Linked DNA regions of Mus musculus: region 2 is linked to region 1. Evidence: chromatin loops called from intact Hi-C (ENCODE). Cell type or tissue: gastrocnemius. All regions are shown on one strand. Links, peaks and the distances in the headings refer to the core of each region. The heading gives the core; the rest is flanking DNA.

Region 1 (11,191 bases), core at 1,204-9,203:
TACTCATTAGACATAGACTATAGTTAGCAAAAAAAAAGTTACACTGACAGAGAGAAAAAAAAGGGAAAGACTATTTAGAAAATTTTTATTGCATTCATTTGTGTGTGTGTGTGTGTGTGTGTGTGTGTGTGTGTGGTACAGCACAGGAGCCAGAAGACAACCTGCGTGAGGGTCCCTACTTGAGGACCTGGACTGCCAAGCTTGACAGTATTACCTACTCAGCCATCTCAGCAGCCCTCAAAGGTATTTCTAAAATTACTTAATCAAATCTTGTGGAGCTGGAGAAATGGCTCAGTGTTTAAGAGCACTGACTGCTCTTCTAGAGGTCCTGAGTTCAAATCCCAGCAACCACATGGTAGCTCACAACCATCTGTAATGGGATCTGATGCCCTCTTCTACTGTGTCTGAAGTCAGCTACAGTGTACCCATATAAATAAATCTTTAAAAAAAAATCTTGTTTCATCTCCCCTCCCTCTAATAACCCATAAGATGCTAAGAATAAGGTGATTTCACAAGTTTCACAGTTAAGGTTCGATGAGAGCCCCCTCTCTGGAGCACATCGCCTCTGATTCTAGGTGGAATCTATTTCATGACTCACACAAGCTTTAGACTGCTAGAAAGGGAAATCTAAACTGTCCTAACAAATTTGTCTTAAGACACTCATGTCAGTAAGTCTGTTTCATCTTCCCAATAGTCTTTTCCAAATTCTTCTTGAGCTTCCTTTCCTAATGCTCACCAACTATGTACCACTGAGAAATGGGACAGATTTTAACAGCCAGAAATTGAGGAGGATTTCTGCAAATAACGTCTTCTGGACATAAGGTAAGTGTTGAGGCATGGATCTTGCTGACACAAGATCAAGTAAGTCAGCCCTCCTGAGCGGAGGGAGGGCTCATGAGACCCCACCCTCACTACAGAGCTATTGGGAGCTGACAGCTGCTGGGGGACAGTTCTCTTCAGCAATATGGTCCCACAGTAAACTGCCCATGCTCCAATGGATGGCACAATGCAAAAGCAGGAAGAATTAAACGAACTTTGGGTTATTTAAAAAAAAAAGACTGAAATAGGGAAAATATGAAAGTTGGAGAGAAAATGGAGAAGAGAGGGGTGAATAATGATCTAGATATAGTCTATCCACATATGCAATTATCAAAGAATAAAACAATTCTAAAAAATAGATAGTTAAATAACTGATTTCCAATACTTGAGTTAAGCAATATCTTTCAATTCTTCTCAAATCTACTTACCAGCTTATTTTTCAAATATAAATAAGCAAGAACCAGGACTCTTTCAAGGACAGAAAAAGCTTGTAAATGAACTTTGTTTATAACAATCTAATCCAAAATATATGAATGTTTTAAGGAAGACAAAAAACTCCAAGTAAATGATACCTGCAGCAATCTTAGTTTTCGTCTTCTTTCATAATCTTCCTTCAAAATGAAGGCTTCTTCACTAGGGCTCAATCTCAGCTTTGTATTCATTCCCTTTCTTTTCATTTCTGAGTATGTTAAATATAAAGGATCTGAATTGAGGAGAAATAAACAGATGAGTGCCTATGAAATATATTACTGAAATATGGTAACAAAATGATTTTAAAACTTCATGTTAATATTTTCAATATTTAAAGGGTAATCTATATTTACTGTATACAGGTAAACTAAGTCCAACTTAGTTATAGTTCTGAATCTGCTCTTTAGTTCACTGGTTGTCAGTTGGATGAGGAAAATGAAGAGTGGGGAGAACTCACAGATTCGCCCCCATCTATACCTGACTGACAATAGTTCAGACCTTTTTTCCCTGTCTTGGCATTTCCATACTTTATTAAGCACTTAAAAGATGTATTGGCATCAAACAAATGTTTTCACAAGTACAACTTAACACTGATAACCTGTACCTAATAAAAATAAAAAGGTAACTTTAGGGGTCCCTGGGTTGCTGTACATAATTTGATCTCTTAGCACCATTAAATCTCATGGAATATTATCAATTCCATGGGCTTCGTTTAAAATATCCCTCAACAATTACAAACATGTTGTATTAGTTAGGGTTCTATTGTTTCAATAAAACACCATGACCAAAAGCAACTTGGGAATAAAGGGTTTATTTCAGCTTGTATATCACAGTCCATCAGTAAGGGAAGTCAGGGCAGGAACTCAAATGGCAGAAACATGGAAGCAAGGAGCTGATACAGAGGATCTGTCTGCATGGTAATGTGCTGGTCATTGGCTCACTCCAACTACTTTCTTATCCCATCCAGCATGACCTGCCCAAGGACGGCACCGCATACAATAGGTCTGGCCCTTCCACATTAATAATTTATCAAGAAATTGTATTACAGATATGACTATAGGCAGATGTTATGTAAGCATGTTTTAATTGAATGTTCTCTCAGTGACTCTAACCTGTGTCAAGGAGATATAAAAGTTAACAGGATACTTTTTTTTGGATGACCATTTTTAAAAATCCCTATGGGATAATTATAATGGCTTAAGTACTTAGATTCCTGGGTCTCCTCTTCTATTGCTAAGGCTGGGTGCTGCTGATATCCCCCTTAGACCTTCCTCCTGTCTCTGCAGTGCTGGGATGGAACTCCAGGCTTTGCACATACATGCTCATGTTTCCACTGCACTACAATCCCACTCCTCTTCTCTAGAACTTAAGAGTTTTCTTTAACATGCTCCTATCTAGAGGAATGTGCTCTGTGAAAACTGGTGTCATTTGAAACTCTTTCCAAGTAATTCTGCTATCAACCTGTTCCTAGCACAGCATGCCACGATCTTAACTGAGATGAGTGCACATCTCCCTGGTCTCTTTACAGTGATGAGGCAGGCAAATGTATTACTGGATATTTACTGCTAGCTTGAGCTCAGATGCTGCTAAGGAGCTGTCCTCTATGAATGACCTTCACATATGCATCTCACCTAGACTAGAGACTATTTATATTCATATAGGGATAGCTTTTCCTTTAGCTTTTCATTATTACTCGTCTTTTGTAGACAGGGTCTTAATAACTGAGTGATAGTAGCTATAGTTTTAAAAACTCTTAATGCTCAAATATAACAACTTAAAAATACTGTTTCAATGAGCTGCTTGGGTCACCTGGTAGAAACTACACCCCCACCCCCTTTTTTTTTCTTTTTTTGAGACAGGGTTTCTCTGTATAGCCCTGGCTGTCCTGGAACTCACTCTGTAGACTAGGCTGGCCTCAAACTCAGAAATCCGCCTGCCTCTGCCTCCCGAGTGCTGGGATTAAAGGCGTGCGCCACCATGCCCAGCTTGAAACCATTCCTTTTCACAGAGAATTCTTTATCACAATTGTGGTCAGGACAAGTATGATCTTATTCATCACCTCATCTCTTTTGTCTAAAAAACTGTCTTGCATCTTATAAATAATTCAGCGTGGACTGAACGAGAAAGTGACTAATCCATATACAGTACTACATGGCAGACCCAGTCATGACTTCATCGAAGAACAAATGTCAAACAGTAGTAATTGCTTGAATTGAAAACCTTTTCCGCACTCGGGAGGCAGAGGCAGGTGGATTTCTGAGTTTGAGGCCAGCCTGGTCTACAGAGTGAGTTCCAGGACAGCCAGGGCTACACAGAGAAACCCTGTCTCGGAAAACAAAACAAAACAAAAAAAGCCTTTTCCAATACACTCCACTGAATTCTTAAGAAAATACTCCTGAGGATGGTTGAGGCTCCAAGAGAGGAACATTTTAAGTTGTCCTCCATAGGAGACAAGTATTCCTCCTGCATCTATTAAGTAGAATCCTGTTACCTGGCTTGTTCACTAGTCATTTCTACCCATGTGGACTCTTCAAGTTCTGTGTTTTAAGTGTCCAATAATGATGGACACAGTAGGGCTTATCTTGATAGATTTCCTTCTAAGGATTAGGCAGTATCTGACACACAGTAACCAAAAAATTAATAGATGTGGATGCAAGAGCCATTCATTAGCAAAAGGCAGAAGCCAAGTTTCAAATCCCTTGGGCCTTGTTAACTTTATTCCGTGTAAGGGGGTAATAGCCACCACACGTGGCTGTACTATATGTACGTGTGGCTTAATTACTACCCAACCGCCGAACACATTCTAATGTAAGACTGACGACAACCATTCGCTGCTGTAGGGTTTATTGCCTAGGCTGGTCTTGAACACGAGGCATTTCTCCTGCCTCAGCACTGCCTTGCATGTGCTGGGATTACAGGGTGAACTAACACTCTCGAATGAGACTGCCATTTTTTTCATAGCTTGAGTGTAGGAAGAGTACCAGAAGAGCTACGGGTGGCGGATGCCTCAGAAAGGCCGAGCTCTCTGTAGGGCCGGCCTCGGGGCGGTTTAAAGGGCCGGAAGGTTCGCCAGCCTGCTCGCGGCCAGCCAGAAGAACCCTGGCGGGCCTCCGTCACTCACCTGACAGCGTGTGTGGTCTGGCCTCACGACACACAGGCACCCGCACCCGGCCGGCTACCCAGCAGCCGTTTGGGTACCTGCGGGACAGCCATGACCCGGCTCTCGTCACTTCCGTCATTCAAACGGCCCGCCAATGGCGGGATCGGACGGCGGGAACCAGCTTAGGACCGCCTCCGCAGGGGCCGCCCGGAAGGCCGCGCCGTGCCAAGCCCCCGCCCACCTCCAGCTCGGCGCACGCGCAGCCCCGCCCACGTGCACGCACGCACGCACGCACGCGCAGCTTGCGCAACGGGCCATTATCCCTCTCAACTGTCAGGGTCTTGTCCCACTTGCTCTGTGGTGTTTTGTCGCCGGCAGTCAATCCTGGGTCGGGTTCAGAACATGAAGGAGGATGTGTGGAATCGGCGGAAGACTTGGACCAGGAAGTGCAGTTCACATACTATACTCTGACACCGAGACAACTCAGACTACCTTTATTTATACATCTAGTTTTCCACGTCTCTTTTAAGAACTTCCTATGTTCAACCAAGTGCACACTGTACTTCCTTCTCAGTCGCCACGGTTTCCTGCTAACCCATGAACAGTATCAAGAAAGATGAAATATAGATTGAGCACGTGGCTAATATCTAACCCAGCACATTGATACATAACCAATTGAGGATACAGTACAGAGAGGCGATAAACTACATACCCGAGAAATTCTGATTTAATTATTGACACCTAGCCTGTCCCCTTAGGAAATCTCATTCCTCTAGTGCCCAGGGCAAATTAGTAAACCGAGTCAGTTGCTCATCCTTGCTTGGTGTAACCTCTGAATATTCCTGTTAAGTCTTGGAACCAACAATCCAGAAAGACCTTCTTAAGCTTTTAATACCCATGTAACTATTGTTTGGAACAGCACTGTAGGGCAAATTGTTGGAACTAAGTAACCATAAGGAGAGAACATCTGGATGTTAGCTGGTGTACACAGACTAGGCCCTCTTGTTGACCAACCGCATCATTATTAACAAACACAGGAGTAGTGGTCTATTCCACTTTCATGGCCTCAGAGACAAATAGGAATGAATCACAGTCCAAACTTTCTGATTCTAGAGAAACATCTGTCACAAACAAAGTAAAAGCAAATACTTCCAATAACAAAGTCAAACACACAAATGCAAGGCAAAAGCGAACCAAGCATTCCTTGGGGAAAGGCCAGGAGATTCTGTTCCAATATCCCATAGGTCTTTGCCATGTGGGGACCCAACTCCTCAGGCCTTGCCATAAGGAGATCCATCTGCATTAAACTCATGCACCATTCCCAGCAGAGGCATGTTCACTTGGTCGCAAGTCTGGAAGAAGAGGTGTAGCAAGCACTTTTGGTTCAGTTGCCTGACACCCCTCTGTCATTTGCTGACCTGATGACTGGACAGCTCTACCCAGCTGGCGTCTTGGGCAGAAAGTACTCAAGTGGAAATCTGAGCTTGAGACATGTTCTGTTTTGAATAGGAAACCAGGAGGGATCAGAGCAAGCTCAGTAGGGTGAGAGAGTGTCAGCCTATACATTGTGGGGGAACACTCTCATAGAAGCAGGGGGATGGAGGATGAGATAGGGGTTTTCGGGGGTGGGAGGACTGGGAAAGGAGATAACATTGGAAATTTAAAGAAAATATTCAATAAAAATAAAATTTTTAAAAAATTGCCGCATTTTATTGGTTATATACGAGGGCCAGCCCAATTCAAGTTAGGAGGAAGTTATCTCTATGAGAGATGCTGTGGGCAGCTTAATCCACTGTGGTGTCCTTAGTTATACTTGGCCTGCCCTCTTCCCATGGTCCATGGAGACCCAACGATTAAGGCATGTGAAGGCAGTTTGCATATTTTTTAAAAGTATAAGATTATCTGCTTAGGCTTCTTTCTTAAGAACTTTGCCGTTTGATACAGACCCAGCACCCCAGGTCACAGAGGTATGGCCAAGACCAGGCCATTGCAACCCTCTAGCTCGCTTGCTATTGTGATGGGCATATGACCTAAAGTGGGTAAACCACAGTATTTTGCAGTAATTGTTCTTGGAATCAATAAAAATGAACACGTTCTTTTTTTAGTTCAAACTAGAATATGAATCTGAGAATCAGGTGACAACACAAGCTGATCTGAAAGCACAAGTGTGACATACACCAGAGAGCACAAAGAGGTAACTCTGTGTACACCTGTTCACTTGTATTTTCTGACAGGAACTCTGAATTTAAGATGCTTTCAATATGGAGTTCTGTGTTTTCTAAATTAAAAGAGGCTGAAGTTTTGTTTGTGAGACTTGATCTCACTGAATGCTCTGGAACTTGACATAAAGATAGGCTGACCTTGAACTCACAGAGATCCTCTGCCTCTATGTTCCTAATGCTGTGATTAAAGGCATGTGCCATCCTGACTTGTGAGGCTATAGATTTATCTCTGTAGACATGATATCTGGTATCATGGGGGATAAAACAAAGTAATGTTTAATACGTTGGCTCTAGAGTCCAACTTTTTGGTTGTAAATTTCTAGTTTACCAACTCTGACTCTGTGCTAATTCCTGAACTTCCCCTAGAAGTCAGTTTTATCAACTCAGATGTAGTAAAACTGTTCCAAAGGTGGCTGTGAGATTTAAAGCTGTTAGGACAATGCCTGGCACAAAGTACATGACATGTGCTACTTTCTACATTTTGATTTTTAATACATTCTTTCATAAATCTTGTTTTGGAGACAGGGTCTCTCTATGTGGTCCTGGCTGTCTTGAAACTTGCTGTGTAGACAAAGCTGGCCTTGAACTCACAGAGATCTGCCTCCCTCTGCCATCTGAGTGCTGGGATTAAAGGCATGGCCACCACATCCCATAATACTTTGTTTTTGACTGAAGAAAACTGAAAATGGACTTTTAAATATGTGTTTTAAGACTCTGGTTTTGATTTTAATTATGTCTTTGAACTTTAGAGATGTAGAGAAGGTAGATATGCTTAGATTCTAATGTTGTCCACCCATTGGGAATGAGTGTGTGTGTGTGTGTCTTTGAACACAAGTGTGCACATGCATATGTGTGTGCACATGTTTGGAAGTCAGAGGTTAGTGCCAGATGTTTTTTTCTATGACTCTTCATCTTGTCTTTTGTAACAAAGTCTTTCACTGATCCCAGAGCTAGATTGAGTGGTAGTAAGACTAACAGATCTTAAGGGATATACCTGTCTCCAAACATCCACTCCCTGTACCCACAACACCACCATGCCTTGTTTTTACATGTGTGCTGTGGATATGAACATAGTTACTCAGAGATACTTTATTCATTGGACCATTTACCTGGCCTTGGAGTAAACAATCACTGCTGGTCAGAGGAAGCATTGTGACATTAGTGTGGCTAGTTTTTGTGTTTGTTGCTTCTCTTAAGAATATAGCTGAAGTCAAGTCAGCTTGGAGCATTGGTTACTTTAGCATCATGTGGCCACAGAACCTGGAAGGCACAACTTAATGGAGGGAAGAAAGATTTATTCTACCTTACAGTTTTAGAGGTCTTCAGTCCATCCCAGCAGAGAAAACAAGAAGCAGTTCCTATCTTGGTGGACAGGAAGAAGAGAGAGTAAAATGGGAACAAGTCCAGGATGATATTCTCTCAAGGTCAATGATCAACACCTTCAAACGAGGCCCCACTATCAAAAGTTCCCAGCTAGCACCACCACGTAGAGTGCAAGCTCTGCCAGGCTGACACCGAGGAGACAATGCATTCAAGTCACAGCACAAGTTTCACATACAAGAGAATGAAGAGATAGCTTCATAGCTCTGAGTTCACTTTAATCTCTTACCATATCTGGGGAAAACCCCTAACATTTAAGTGGGGGGAGTCCTCAGAGTCTTATGTATAAAATCAAAAGAGTGTCCTGTGGTGTGCACTCCTGTAATCGTGGCACTCAGGACTCAGAGGCAGGAGAATCACCACAAGTTTGAAGTAGTCTAAGGTACATAGCCAGTTCCTGGCCAACTAAGGATGTGCAGTGAGATGCCTATTCATCAAACAACTAAAAAAAAAAGAAAAAAAAGAAAAGAAAAGAATATCTTTCAGGAACAGAAGCAGCCTGCCACTCTGGCTCTCCAGATATTAGCACCACAAGTGGCAGTTCAATGGTGGTGAGACTGGATATGCAAGAAAAGATGGGCTTAGACACTTCCAAACTACAAGTACCATTTCAAAGCCATGGCACAGGGCCTTTACTCAAGGAAGAAATGAGAAGCATGAGCTAGAGAGATGGCTCAGCAGTTAAGAGCACTTGCTCTTCTTGCAGAGAACCCAGGTTCCATTCCCAGCACCCACGTGGTGGTTCCCAACCATTCCTAACTCCAGTTCCCCCTTCTGACCTCTGCAGGCTCCATGGATACATGTGCTACAGATACAAAATGTAGACAAAACACATAAATTAAAAAAAAATGAGAACCACTTTTCCATCATTTAAGTCTCTTTGGCGTATCATTCCTATGACATGCATTAAGACCATTGATTCTAAGCTGTTGGGTACATGCTTACAAAGACAGGGAAGTCTAGACAAAAAAAGGAAAAAGATAATTTACAACCTAGAAGAGTATACAGTCAAATGGGGCTGAGTAGAGTCAGCATTAGTTTTGCTGCTGGATTCAGGTGTATGAACACTTGCTTTAGCTGAAAGTACCTTCTCTGAAGCTCTCGGGGATAAAAGTATGAACTTTTGCTGAACACACCTGCGCCAGAAATTCCCATGCCATCTAACAGCATCCGTAAAGGCAACATTTTAAAGTCTCGAGCCGTGAGGCTGGAGAGATGGCTCAGTGGTTTTCATCATTTGTTGTCCATAGTGAAGTTCAGGCTTCCATATCCAGCTTTCACTCACAGGGTGTCTCTCAGCCGTCTGTAAGTCTAGCTCCAGGTGATCCAACACTCTCTTCTGGCTTCAGTGGAACACACATCCCTGCAAGCAAAATATCCATACATATAAAATAAATAAATAAATAAATAAATAAATAAAAATACGCTCAAACTGTAAATCCAAATAGACTGCAACCATCTTATTTAGAAGCATAATTATAAAAGACCACAGTATGATTTGTCCACCATTACCGACCCAAGGCAGGCAACATCCATTCTAGCATTTCTACTGCTACCATCTGACTCACTTCCATTTGTCTCATGAGAAACAATCCTGTTTGTGTAGCATTCTTCATCTAAAATTATCTCCAAAGTGAGGCTAGAAAACACAATGTGAAATCATAGTACTTGGGAGGCAGAGGCAGGAAAATTGTATTTTGAAGCCATTTGGGCTGTGCCAAGCCACCCTGCTCTATATAGTGAGAGACCCTGCTCCAAATTACCAGGATACAATTCATAGACCACAGGAAGCTCAATAAGAAGGAAGACCAAAGTGTGGGTCCTTCTTAAAAGGAGAACAAAATACTCACAGAAGCAAATATGGAGGTCAAGTGTAGAGCAGAGACTAAAGGTCACCCAGAGTTTGTCCCCCCTGGGGATTCATCCCATACACAGTTACCAAACCCAGACACTATTGTGGATACCAAGAAATGCATGCTAAAAGGGGCCTGATATGACTGTCTCCTGAGAGGCCCTGCCAGAGGCAGATGTTAGCAGCCAACCATTGAACTGAGCACGGGATCTCTAATAGGATTTTGAGAAGGGACTGAAGGAGTTGAAGAGGTTTGCAACCCCATAGGAAGAACAGCAATATCAATCAAATAGACTGCCCAGAATTCCCAGAGACTAAGCCATCAACAAAGGAGTACACATGGCTCCAGCTGCATATATAGCAGAGGATGGCCTTGTCAGGCATCAGTGGGAGGAGAGGTCCTTGGTCCTATGAAGGCTCGATAGATGCCCCAGTGTAGGGGAATCTAGGGTGGGGAGGTGGAAGTGGGTGGGTGGGTGGAAGAACACCCTCATAGAAGCAGGGAGAGGGAGGATGTGATAGGGTGTTTTCGGGAGGGAGGAAAACTGGGAAAGGGGATAACATTTGAAATGTAAATAAAGAAAATATCCAGTAAAAAAATAAGAACAACAAAATACACCAGCAGCAAAATTATTTTCCTTGCCCATGAGCATAGCAATACCTTATACACATTTAAACAGTTGCTGATTAAAGTGTTGCCCAGGCCAGCAGTAGTAGAGACACCAGGAGATGGTTGAAAAGTCAGGCTCTCACATCCTGCTTTGATTTGCTGGACCAAATCTGAATTTTACATGTTTGTTTGATTTTTTTTTTTTGAAGTGGTAGGTATTAAACTGAGGGCCTCATGAATGCTAGACAAGTACACTTCAAGCTCTCAGAATCTTTATTTCAAATAGATCTACCAATCATTTACAGCACTTTAATGTTTGAGAAGTCCTGACACATGCAAAACCCCACAGTAAGTGATAAGCCTCTGTGTTATTACATACATTAGGATTAATAGATGAAAATATGTCATTGTGTTTCCAGCCACAGTGGTAATTCTTTAATTGGATTATGGCAGATTCCTTAGTACCTGTCTCTTCTTTCCAGATCTAACTCCTAGAGTCCTTCCAGCCTCTCAATGTTATCCACCACACACTGTCCCACTCTGATGTGATAAAGCTTTGGTTCTAAGAGTGTGGTGGTTTGAACATGCTTGGCCCAGGGAGTGGCACTATTAGGAGGTGTGGCCTTGTAGAGTAGGCGTGGCCTTGTTGGAGGAAGTGTGTCACTATGGGGGTGGGCTTTGAGACCCTTCTCCTAGCTGCCTGGAAACAGTCTGCTCCTGGTTTCCTCTGGATGAAG
Region 2 (11,191 bases), core at 1,295-9,294, 53 kb before region 1:
TTGCTAATTTTCATTGCATAAAGGTGGTAGCAACAAGATCACTATAAAAATTGATATGGTGGGTACTTCTGGAAGGATAATTTATATCACTATAAATAGTAATATGATGGTTACTTCTGGGAGAATAATTATATCACTAGAAATAGAGATATGGTCATTATTCTTGGAAGAATATTTTTTAAAAGATTTATTCATTTATTTTATGTATATGAGTACACTGTAGCTGTACAGATGGTTGTGAACCATCATGTGGTTGCTGGGAATTGAACTCAAGACCTCTGTTCTCTCTGGCCTAAAGATTTTTATTTATTATTGTATGTAAGTACACTGTAGCTGTCTTCAGACACACCAGAAGAGAGCATCAGATCTCATTACGGATGGTTGTGAGCCACCATGTGGTTGATGGGATTTGAACTCAGGACCTTCGGAAGAACAGTCGTTGCTCTTAACCACTGAGCCATCTCACCAGCCTGGGACTGGCTTTTAAGGTATTATTATGTGCAGTTTCATGTGATGCTAAGGATCTTGAATTAAACAACTTCTATTTTGTTAAGATCAAGATGGAATAAGAATTGTAAATGTTTATAAATAACACAGCTTAAAACATATACAACTTTGGTGTTTTCTTTTCTGAGACATAGAAATTTGGATTTTTTAAAAATAAAAATAATACTGAACAGTTACTGAAGCAAAAACTTCTGTATCAAAAGTCCTATTTCAATAAGCTATAGAGAGGTCATTAGCTGCGTGTGTACCTCAGGGAGCTTCTGGTTTTGTTTCCTGAAACAGTCCTTACATACCCAAAGGTTAGCCAGGCTAGTGGAACACACCTTTAATTCCAATACTCAGAAGGAAGAGGCAGGAGGATCTTTGTGAGTTAAAGGCCAGCCCGATCTACAGAGTGAATTCCAGGACAGCCAGGGATACACAGAGAAAGCCTGTCTCAGAAAAATCAAAATAAACAAACTAAAAAACCAGTCAGTCACCCAAAGCTAACATCATTTTTACCTTCAGCAAGCTCCTCCAGACTTGGCATGTGAAAGGAAAACTCACTGCAAGCCATTCTCCTTCCTCTCAGCAAGGCTGCTCAGACACCGCAGCTGTTGGCTGACCACCACGAGAGCTCACGGGGCACCAGCAGGAACAGTCCCGGCTCTGGAAATGAATGGTGGAGCTCAGTTACTTGATGAAGGCAAAGGCCACAGAGGTTTCATATCCTCAGAGTTCACTTACATAAGGAGGGCAAAGTGCCCCAAGGCCACTCAGAGTTCACACAACTTCCTGCCAGGTCCATGTGAGCAGGGCCGAGGGACCTCTGCCCTACAGGCTGTTCTTTCCTTCTTCCTTTTGATCTATTTTTCTGTTCCCTCCCTCCCTCCTCCCTTTCTTCTTCCTTCCTGGCAGTGTTCAGCTACATCCCAGTCCGGCACTGTTATATGAATCTGCTCTTTATACTTTTTTCCTTTCTGTTCTCATTTCTGTTTGTTTGGTACTGGCATTGAGCCAGGAGCTCAAGTAAGCCAGGGAAGCAGTTTCTCATGGAGTGCTGTACTTAGCCTAGACCTGAGATTTCCTAACAGACGGTCTAGGAATATGGTCTTCAAACAAAATATATGCACTAAGAATTACAAGTAATTAATTAGTTTTACAGTTGTGTGCATGTGTATGTAAATACAATGTGTATACTTCACAGTATTCGATCTCTTAGTCGATACTCTATATTTGACATTTAAGCTAAAAGTTAATTGTCTTAGAGTTATTCCACTGTTTTTTTTTTAAAGATTTATTTATTTATTATATGTAAGTACACTGTAGCTGTCTTCAGACACTCCAGAAGAGGGCGCCAGATCTCAATACGGATGGTTGTGAGCCACCATGTGGTTGCTGGGATTTGAACTCCGGACCTTCGGAAGAGCAGTAGGGTGCTCTTACCCACTGAGCCATCTCACCAGCCCTCCACTGTTTTTAATACTACATTTATTTGTGTTTGTATGTACATGCATGTGTGTGTGTGTATCCTTGTGCATACCTGTAGAGGTCACAGGACAACTTGTAGGAGTTGGTTTCTCCTCCACCGTGTGGATGCCAGGAACTGAACTCAGTCAGGCTTACTGGTAACTAACTTCACCCACTGAGCGATCATGCTGGCCTGACTACCCACCCTTATTATTTTTAAACAGAGTACAAATTTTATTCTAAAAGTAGACCTCAGTAATAACAAAACAACAAAGTCTGGCATTATAATAGTATAACAGGAGTTTGTTTTTTTTTTTTCCCTGAAGCTAAAAAAAAAAAAATCTTATTTCCTTAATTTGAATTATTCCTTTTATCTGTCATATTAATAAGAGAAAATTTTAGTTACCAATTGAAATGGAAACCTATGAATGATTAGATTCTGAAAGTCTTTTTTTACTTTAATTTATAAATAAATATACTTACTTGGTAAGTACTTTTAGCGTTCGATTAATCTGGTAACCTAATCAATCATAATCTTATATTTTCCAAAAATGCATGGCAAAAGCACTTCACAAAAAACCAAGCACATATTCATAGATTGGTACTTATGTCCCTGTTCAGGAAATCAGCCTTATAAGCAAGCTCAGTGACATGGCTAGAGGGAGTCAGGGAAAGAAAAGGAGATGGGCAGGGCGGAGACAGGCAGGGCCAATCACAGCACAGGACAGTCAAATCACTGAGGGCATTCCTGCCTCCCAGAGCACCATGGGAGTAGCTAGCACTCAATATTGTTAATGGAACACCTCCTTAATCAGAATGGTTGGGTTTAAAAGTGCTCACGCAGCAAATGAAAAGTGGGTCCCTCACTTATCCATACCCTGTCTACATAATGGAATTCCTCCAACTCACAGGTCCTGCCTCTGTGTCTCCAGTGAAGCACAATCATAGGTGGCTGACAAGGAAGCCTTGACCTGTGTGCTGAGAGTGGAGCTCAGTCCGGGTGGAAAGCAGTGTGTGCTTTTAACTGCTGAGCCAGTTCTACAGGCTCATGTTTCTTAGGCTTAGGCGTTTTAATAAATTATTTCACTAAAAGTATTTATTTGTGTGTATGCCACAACCCCCATGTGGAGGTCGGAGGACAGCTTGCAGGAGTCAGCTCTCTCTGCACGTAGAACCCCTAAGCCATCTCTGGCCTACGATTTCTATTTTTGACCATACTTTCAGAACATATATCTTCCATGAACGTGCCATTGTACATATTTAGCACCTTATATTTACAGTCTTTCTTTAAAGATATAGGATCCCTACATTGTCTCCACAAATCATCCTCCTGCCTCAGCCTCCAAGGTAGCTGAAATAGGTGACATTTACTTTAGTACTTTACCAAACATTCGTTTTTACTGTCTTTTAATTATTTAACACATATACTCGTGTGTTTCCAATGAAATATAAGTAATTATTGAAAATAGGTCCCAGCTGCTATAATCATACTTGAATTACTCTAAACATATTTTTCAATTGATTGTTTTTAATGGTTTAGAAGTAAAACATGCTAATTTTCTTTGAAATAGTTTAAGACTGATATATCATATACAAATCTAGCTTCCACACTCTTTACCCAGATGCCCCATGTTAACAGTCTATCACACTTTGTACCAGGCGTCCAGAGATATTGCCTAGTATACAGACATGCCCAATCTGCTCAATGAGCAGTGTGTTAATCCAATGCTGATTGCTTGATTTTACTTTATTTTTTGTTGAGATAAGGTTCACTATATGGCCCAGGCTAGTCTGGTACTGTGCTCTTCCTGTTTGGATCCCTTGAGTGCTGGGCCAGTTCGATGTATGTACTACCACACCCAGTCTTAGTATAGCTCAGTATATAGTGAGGAAAATGAAAGCACTTTAGATGATTATACTTGTAGTAGAATAATAGGAATAATAGGAATTCAAATTAGAGTAACACCCCCCTTTTGGAGACAAGATTTTTCTGTCTAGTCCTGTCTGTCCTGTAGAACTCATTCTGTAGACCAGGCTGGCCTCGAACTCACAGAGTACTGGGATTAAAGGCATGTGCTACCACCGCCCAGCAATATCCCTAATTTTATACTTTCTACTTTCTTAAAAGAAAATCAGTTTGTTTTATATTCCTACCAAAATAGAGACAAAGTCTAACCATGGGACTCTCCAGACCGAATAACTGGTTTAGAAATGTACGTTTGTGTAGATGACGGCAGGGGAGAACACGTGTGTGCAGAGGTTGGAGTTGGAATTAGGAGCCAAAGGGAATGGTTTCCATCGATAGTCAGAGCTGCTCCAGCACAGCTTCCAGCCAGATGAAGGCAGATATTTACTTTCCTGATGTAAGTGGTGGGAGCCAATGGCTCAGACACAGGGTAGAGAAACGTGCAGGGGGAGAAACGACACGGAAAGCAACAGGCTAACGGTGACAATCATGCTGAGTGTCATGATTAAGGCCATCCTGTATTCAGAAATTGTCAGGCCCTTTAAAGTCCCTCAAAATTCTCAAATCCATGACAGACATATTGTACTTCTTACTGTACAGAAAAGGAAACAAAATTTATTCAAGATCATTCAGTTGTTACATGGCAGAAACAGGATTCAAAAGCAGGTTCAAGCCAGGCATGGTGGTGCACATGTTTAGCTCCAGCACTGGAGGCAGAGGGCTGTAAAGGCAAGAGGTTCTCTGTGAGGTTAAAGCCAGCCTGGTTTACAAATCAAGTTCCAGGATCGTCAGGGCTACATAAAGAGACATGTGTCAAACAACAGCAGCAACAACAACAAACTCAAAGGCAGGTCTGTAAATCCAGAATGCACCCCACCCTAAGCTGAATCAGCAGTGAAGAAATGGCCCCTTTGGCTGACACCAGGAAGACTTCAGAATAATCCTGCAGCACCAGGAGAAGTGCCCATCTTCCACCTAGAGGGGACTTCTCTCTTCCAAATATATTGCACACAATATATTGCTAATTATTAGGTACTTATGATATACCACACTTTTACGATATACTAGACTAGTAGGGTTCAAGCACAAGGCTGGCTTTACAGCTTTGCAAATAGTTCATTCAGTCACATAGGACCCTATATTCATACTGATCTAACCACACACACAGGTCTTTGTTTGCTTTTTTTGTTTTTATTTTTTTTTCTCCGTGGTGCCATGTACACTAGGCAAGCTCTCTATAATCCAGTTATATCTCTAGGCCAACAACTTTACATTTGAAATGTGTTTGTCTATGAGAACTCAAGGGATAGTAATATCTGCCCTCTCACCACAGATCTTGTCACGCACTCAATAAGGTGTTTGTAATGTTCCCTTACAACTTAGTCCTAGTGGACCTGCATGGGTGCAAAGCCAGAGTCAATGCTGCAGGATTCCACAGACTGTTGGACAGTGTGTGCAGGGGTCAAAAAGTAGAAGGTGCCGGGCGTGGTGGCGCACGCCTTTAATCCCAGCACTCGGGAGGCAGAGGCAGGTGGATTTCTGAGTTCGAGGCCAGCCGGGTCTACAAAGTGCCTTCCAGGACAGCCAGGGCTACACAGAGAAGCCCTGTCTCGAAAACCAAAAAAAAAAAAAAAAAAAAGTAGGAGGCAAGTGAGGACACAGGGACAGTACAGAAATCCATAACACATGCCACCCTTAGTCTGACAGAGAGCTTGGCACACTGCGGGCTCAGTCACCACAACAAATCGACGCTCACCTGGCCCGCAGTGTCCTCCCACTTGCAGGAAGGCCTTCTTTCCACTCAGGTTCGAACACAGGTTTAGTCTCCTGCCAGTCTTTTCTGATAGCTCTAGGCCAAGGGAGAGCCGGGGTACCGCCCCTCCCGGAGGCCCGCCCACCACACGCACAGCCACGCCCACCAACGTGTACTCACGCGAGATTTCGTCCTTGTCCTAGTCCGGCTGCTGGGCGCCGGGAGCGCTCTTTTCGACGCGGCGGAAGAGGTAAGCGGTTGTTCACTGTGGCCGCTCAGGTCTGCTGCGGGCGACGGGGCCGCAGGGCGGGGTTCTTTGGGCTGCGGTCCGCGCGGAAACGGCGCTCTTGTAGGGCCAGAGCAGCGGGCCGGAATCCCGCCATCCGCAGGCCGCACGAGGCTCCGGGTCGCTGTTGGGAGAGGCCGAGGTGTTCTGGGCCTGGAGGGCGTTTTTAGTGCCGTGTAAGGGGTCGCGTGCTGCCTGCGCACATCTCTTAGGTTACGTTCCGAAAGGGTCTTGCAGCGGGCCCACGGCGCATAGTCGACGCAGCTCACCACGTGGCCTCCAAAGCTTGTAGTCTCGGAACTGTAAAGTAGCGTACAGGTGGGAGTGATTCCTAGGAATTATCTTTGATTTACTCACAGGCATATCGTTGGGGCGACCGGGTCAACCTTAAATTTCAGTTTTGGTGGGTTAATTTAAAAAAGCAATTCATGTAGCGGGCATTTTGCAATCTAAGGTCGTAGTCACCCTGTTTTTCTTATCCTCGAAAGTTGTGATTATTTTTAGTTCTAGGATTTTGTGTAGCCTAGGAAAACTGTAGTCTTTTCTCCTTTAGTACATATGGCCGTTTTGCCTGCCTAATATTTCTACACCACGTGCACGCAGTGCTCACAGAGCCCAGAAGAGGACATCGAATCTCTTAGGACTGCTTACAGCTATTTTTAGGCTGGCATGTGAGTTCTGGGAGTCTCATCTTAGTCCATTGACAGTATTCTATTCATTTCTTTTTTGGGGGGGGAGGTTTCGAGACAGGGTTTCTCTTTATAGCCCTGGCTGTCCAGGAACTCACTTTTTAGACCAGGCTGGCCTCGAACTCAGAAATCCTGCCTCTGCCTCCCGAGTGCTGGGATTAAAGGCGTGCGCCACCACGCCCGGCCATTGACAGTATACTTAACTGCTAGGCTATCGTCTCAGCCATAATCTAAAGGTTCTTTTACACGTTGTTAGGATTACAGGCCTGTGACCATTTGATCAGTAGTGATTTTTGAGCCACTATCGCCATATCCCAACTACCCGAACTCTGTTTCAGTGTCGAGTTCGCAGCCCAGATTGGAATTAGAAATGCTACTGTGAGGCTAGGTGGTGGTTAAAGCCATGTCGGGTTTTGGGGGTAGATTTAGTGAGAAAACAAACTGCATTGGAATGTGGCTTCTTGTTTTCACTCACATATTTAAAGAAAACTATGCCATATGTGTGAGGGTACTCTGGAAGACAAAAGATCACTAACAGGGAGCTGGAGTTAACAGGAGATTGTGAGCAACCCGATGTGGATACTGGAAACAAGCCCACTCAGAGGCTTTAAAGTAGATATAAAATGTACTATCCATAGGGATTTTACAGAAATTCACACAGTGGGAAGGAGTATGCTGAACTTAGACTGCTGGTACATCATTGAAATCTGTGATTGCAGAAAATTGGGAAAGGCCGCGAAAAGTGATGGCTCAATCAGAAGTGAATTCTGTCTGTGTGGCATCGGATAGAGCTGGAGATACTGGAGACCAAAGGTAAGGTAGCTTTTGTGGGTAAACTAGAGATTCAGTCCAAATGTTCAATTTATTTTTGAGACATCTCAGTAGATAGAGCCATGGCTGCCCTCACCCAGGTAATCCTGCCCATCTACCTCTCAAGAGTTGGGATTAAAGGCATGTTACCACACCCTGCACTCCAGCAAGTTATTTGTAATGCTTGTACTTAAAATAGATAGAGAGAACCTCAATTAGCATTTATATTAGCTTGACAGTTTGATTAAAACTGTATAATTCTACCAACCTGAACATGTAGGAATGGAACATAGTTTATTTTTTCCAAGAAAACTACATTTGGGGGGCTAGTTCTGGTTTTATTGGCCCATTTTTGTTTAGTAGGTAGATAGTGGAAGCTTTAGTGATTAAGTGGTGCTTTTGAAAGTTAAAACTGAACATTTTAACCAACTGTCTTGTTTTAGATATAATAGTAAGTACTAGTGGTTAACTGGTACTGAATCTATTCTAAAATGCTGGGTATGATTTTAGGGGGTTGATCTTTGAAGAAATGCACTTTGAAATTTTAACATGGTTTTTAGGTTTGTCATGCTTTTGTCTGGTGTTCTAAGGGCAGTAAAGGCTGTTGGAGCTGTGAACTGAAGGAATGCATGATTGGGAGCATGGCCTTGAAACTCGGGGAGGATTATAGCTAATGATAACTGATGCAGTTTCATTTTTGTTTTAGTGATGACTCCTCTGATGGCAGCTTATTTAAAACTCAGTGTGCTCCTTCACCTATACAAAAGCAAAGACACCCTACTGTGAAACGTGTTACTTTACCTGCAAGTGTTGAAACAGATTCATCAAGTGACTCTTCTATAGAACCAAGGCCTCTGACTTTAAAGGCTATTTTTGAAAGATTTAAAAAAAAGAAACGGAAAAAGAGGAAAAAGAGAAAATATGAGCCAAAATTAAGACCAAGAGGAAGACCAAGAGGAAAACCATCGGGAACGAGGATCACTAGAAGGTCGCAAATAGATGCAAAACAAATTAAAGACAAAGGAGCTGTGTTTCCATTCTTAGAATCTGAGAGTGGAAGAAAACCTTTACCTTGGAAGAAAATTTTAACATATGAGGTGAGTTTTTTTTTTAAATGTAGGTGAATACATTAGGTAAGATTGAATGGTTTGTTGGCCATTCTTAATTGTTTGAGGGACACCTGAAACAGATTGTTACTTTTAACAATAGTGACATCCATATAAAGTGCTCCAATTTTCATCTCTTGCATCACTAGAGAAATGTGCACAAGCATATTTATCAGTGTGCACACAGATTTATGGAGTTGTACTCCAGCTGGGTCCCTTGAGGTCCCTTATATTATCTCTAGACTATTCTGAAGCACACCACACCCAGCTTGCTTTCAGCAGTAGTCAATCCTTTGAGTACAGGCGAGAGAGAAGGTATGGTACCATTTAAGGCCCACTTTTAGAAGTCCCAGGAAGGGCTGGAGAATAGGACCATGAAGGAAGCTGCTGGTCCTGGGCATTGTTAGCCTAGGACCTCTTGCTCAGAATGGTAACACCCACCCACAATCTAGGCAATCATACAAAGATCCTCTGTTGAGGATCCCTTCTAGGGTAATTCAGAGCTATGCCAAATTGACAGTTAAAAGTTAACTAGTCAAGGGCTAGAGAGAAAAACCCAAGTACCCAGATACTACTTAGGTTTCTCAAATGTTTGAGTATTAACTGTTGAATGGTTGCAAGTGGTCGGAAAATGTAATCAGTGATTAATGTCTACTTTGTATTTATTTGTGTATGCACGTGCAGACATGGCAGAGCTTGCCAGTTTGGGTTGTCTTCCTATTCACCTTGTTCTTATTGTCTTTACTACCCAAGTCTGGAATTACAGTAGAACCATCATGCACATAACATTTACGTGGTTTCTGTGCTCTCACATCTGGTCCTTTTGATGAACGGCAAGCCATTGTTTATTTAGCCTCTTGGTACAGTTTCAAACTTGATTATAATTAGTATATGATGTTTTAATATTTAAGGAATTGTGTGTTCTAACTTGCAGCAAGCTGTTGCAAGAGGATTTTTTCACCACATTGAAAAACTCAAGTATGAACACCACCTTAAGGAATGCTTGAAGCAAATGCATGCTGGGGAAGATTTAGAAAAGGAAGACCTTGACAGTCGGAGGCACAAATACATGGATGATGATGGTTCACTTTCTCCTATTGAAGAGCCATTGTAAGTTGGATCTTGAAGGGCAATTTATGGGGTTTGTCATATTTAAGCTAATTTAAAGACAGTCTCACTACTGTACAGCTTTGGCTAGGGTTGAACTCATTTACCTGCCTCTCAAGTGCTGGGGTGGGTGTGCCATCTATAAAATGAAGATCCTATAAAATTCTTCAGTAGTAATCGTAACTTCTAGTCCATTTAAGATTGTTTAATCTGAGGTAATGTGCACAGGACATCAGCTTTGGGAGGATTATTTTTCTTTGACTATAGGTTTCAATGGTATCAGAATACTAGGTAAGATTTGTGACACATTCCATTTAATGTTACAGAACTGAAGATGAAGCAACAAATCCTCAGGCTGAATGTGATATCAAGTTGGTTGTAAGTGGCTGATTTTTATTGTTTCATTTACAGAATGTACAAGTTGTATACTATTGAATTTTTGTTTAAGAGTGGAACTACTATTTAGGCTATTTGATAACCAAGGATTTTTTTTTTTTTTTGTGACTCTTCCTCTTAGTCCCAAGTGTTGGGGTCTGAAGCCTTGTCCACATTTATATTTATGCCAAGGTATCATACTGCTGAGTTATAACGCTAGCTTTGAATATTTGTAGGATATTGAGGCCAGAGGTTAGACTGGCCTCTTGAGACCTCAAACCAGTGGATTAACCTACCAGCATGGTCTTTGCTCCTGCTATTGGCTTACAAAATGTGTATCTCTGCCTGGCTCCAGTCTTAAGATTTTTTTTTTTAAACTCAGTATTATGTTTTGTTTGCATGTAAGTATACCAGGTGTATGCCTGGTGCCTGGAACTGGTAGGTGCAAGGAATTGAATCTTAGTCTTAATTAAGAGAAGAAGCCAGTGGGCTGGTGAGATGGCTCAGTGGGTAAGAGCACCCGACTGCTCTTCCGTAGGTCCAGAGTTCAAATCCCAGCAACCACATGGTGGCTCACAACCATCCGTAACAAGATCTGACTCCCTCTTCTGGTGTGTCTGAAGACAGCTACAGTGTACTTACATATAATAATAAATAAATCTTTAAAAAAAACAAATAAAAAACATTCAATTTAATATGTAAATGTTAATTGTTAAAACTTTAAAAAAAAAAGAGAAGAAGCCAATGTTGTGGCTTATTTTGTGCTGTTTATTCTATACTGTTTTCTACTTAACTGTGTGAGTGCTTTACCAGCATGTATACCTGATTAATGGAAGAGGGCACCAGGTCACATTTACCATATGGTTGCTGAAATTTAATGCAGTACCCCTGAAAGAACAGCCATTGGTGTTTAACTGCTGAGGCATCTTTCTAGCCCTGAAAAGCCAGTATTTTTAACCACTGATCTAGCTTCTGATAAAATAATAAAGAACTTTTAGCTAATCTGGTGTGCTGTCAAATGAGAAAATAGTGCTGGTATAGTAAGGAATATATTTGCACTCACCCATCAGTGAGTTTAGTTACTAGTTTTTTTGTTTTTTTTTTTTTCTATTAAATGCAGGAAGACAGTTGCTTCATAATAAG

Evidence for each region. Peaks named below come from ENCODE experiments on the same cell type or tissue, not always from the same donor. Only the 100,000 strongest peaks of a DNase experiment are listed, where the experiment ranks them.
Region 2: it touches region 1 in a loop (2.9-fold over the local background); 5 of 42 quality-filtered maps call a loop at or near these places.

The regions. Positions count from the first base shown.
Region 1 is chr9:15,353,215-15,364,405 of GRCm38, forward strand. It overlaps Cep295 (centrosomal protein 295), which reads right to left and starts at 4,574. Exons shown (of 27, transcript NM_176976.4): 1 at 4,412-4,574; 2 at 1,392-1,522. The coding sequence starts at 4,529. In gastrocnemius, for the core only: no CTCF peak of the experiment used is centred there; a DNase peak (open chromatin) is centred at 4,591; H3K4me3 peaks cover 1,533 bases; H3K27ac peaks cover 1,276 bases.
Region 2 is chr9:15,300,359-15,311,549 of GRCm38, forward strand. 4931406C07Rik (RIKEN cDNA 4931406C07 gene) reads right to left here and starts at 5,809. Exons shown (of 9, transcript NM_001199485.1): 1 at 5,679-5,809; 2 at 1,009-1,155. The coding sequence starts at 1,063. Taf1d (TATA-box binding protein associated factor, RNA polymerase I, D) reads left to right here and starts at 5,856. Exons shown (of 7, transcript NM_029248.2): 1 at 5,856-5,925; 2 at 7,370-7,463; 3 at 8,167-8,557; 4 at 9,501-9,676; 5 at 10,000-10,051; 6 at 11,169-11,191. The coding sequence starts at 7,396. In gastrocnemius, for the core only: a CTCF peak has its summit at 1,848 (motif pointing right); DNase peaks (open chromatin) are centred at 5,408, 5,844 and 6,783; H3K4me3 peaks cover 2,649 bases; H3K27ac peaks cover 2,398 bases.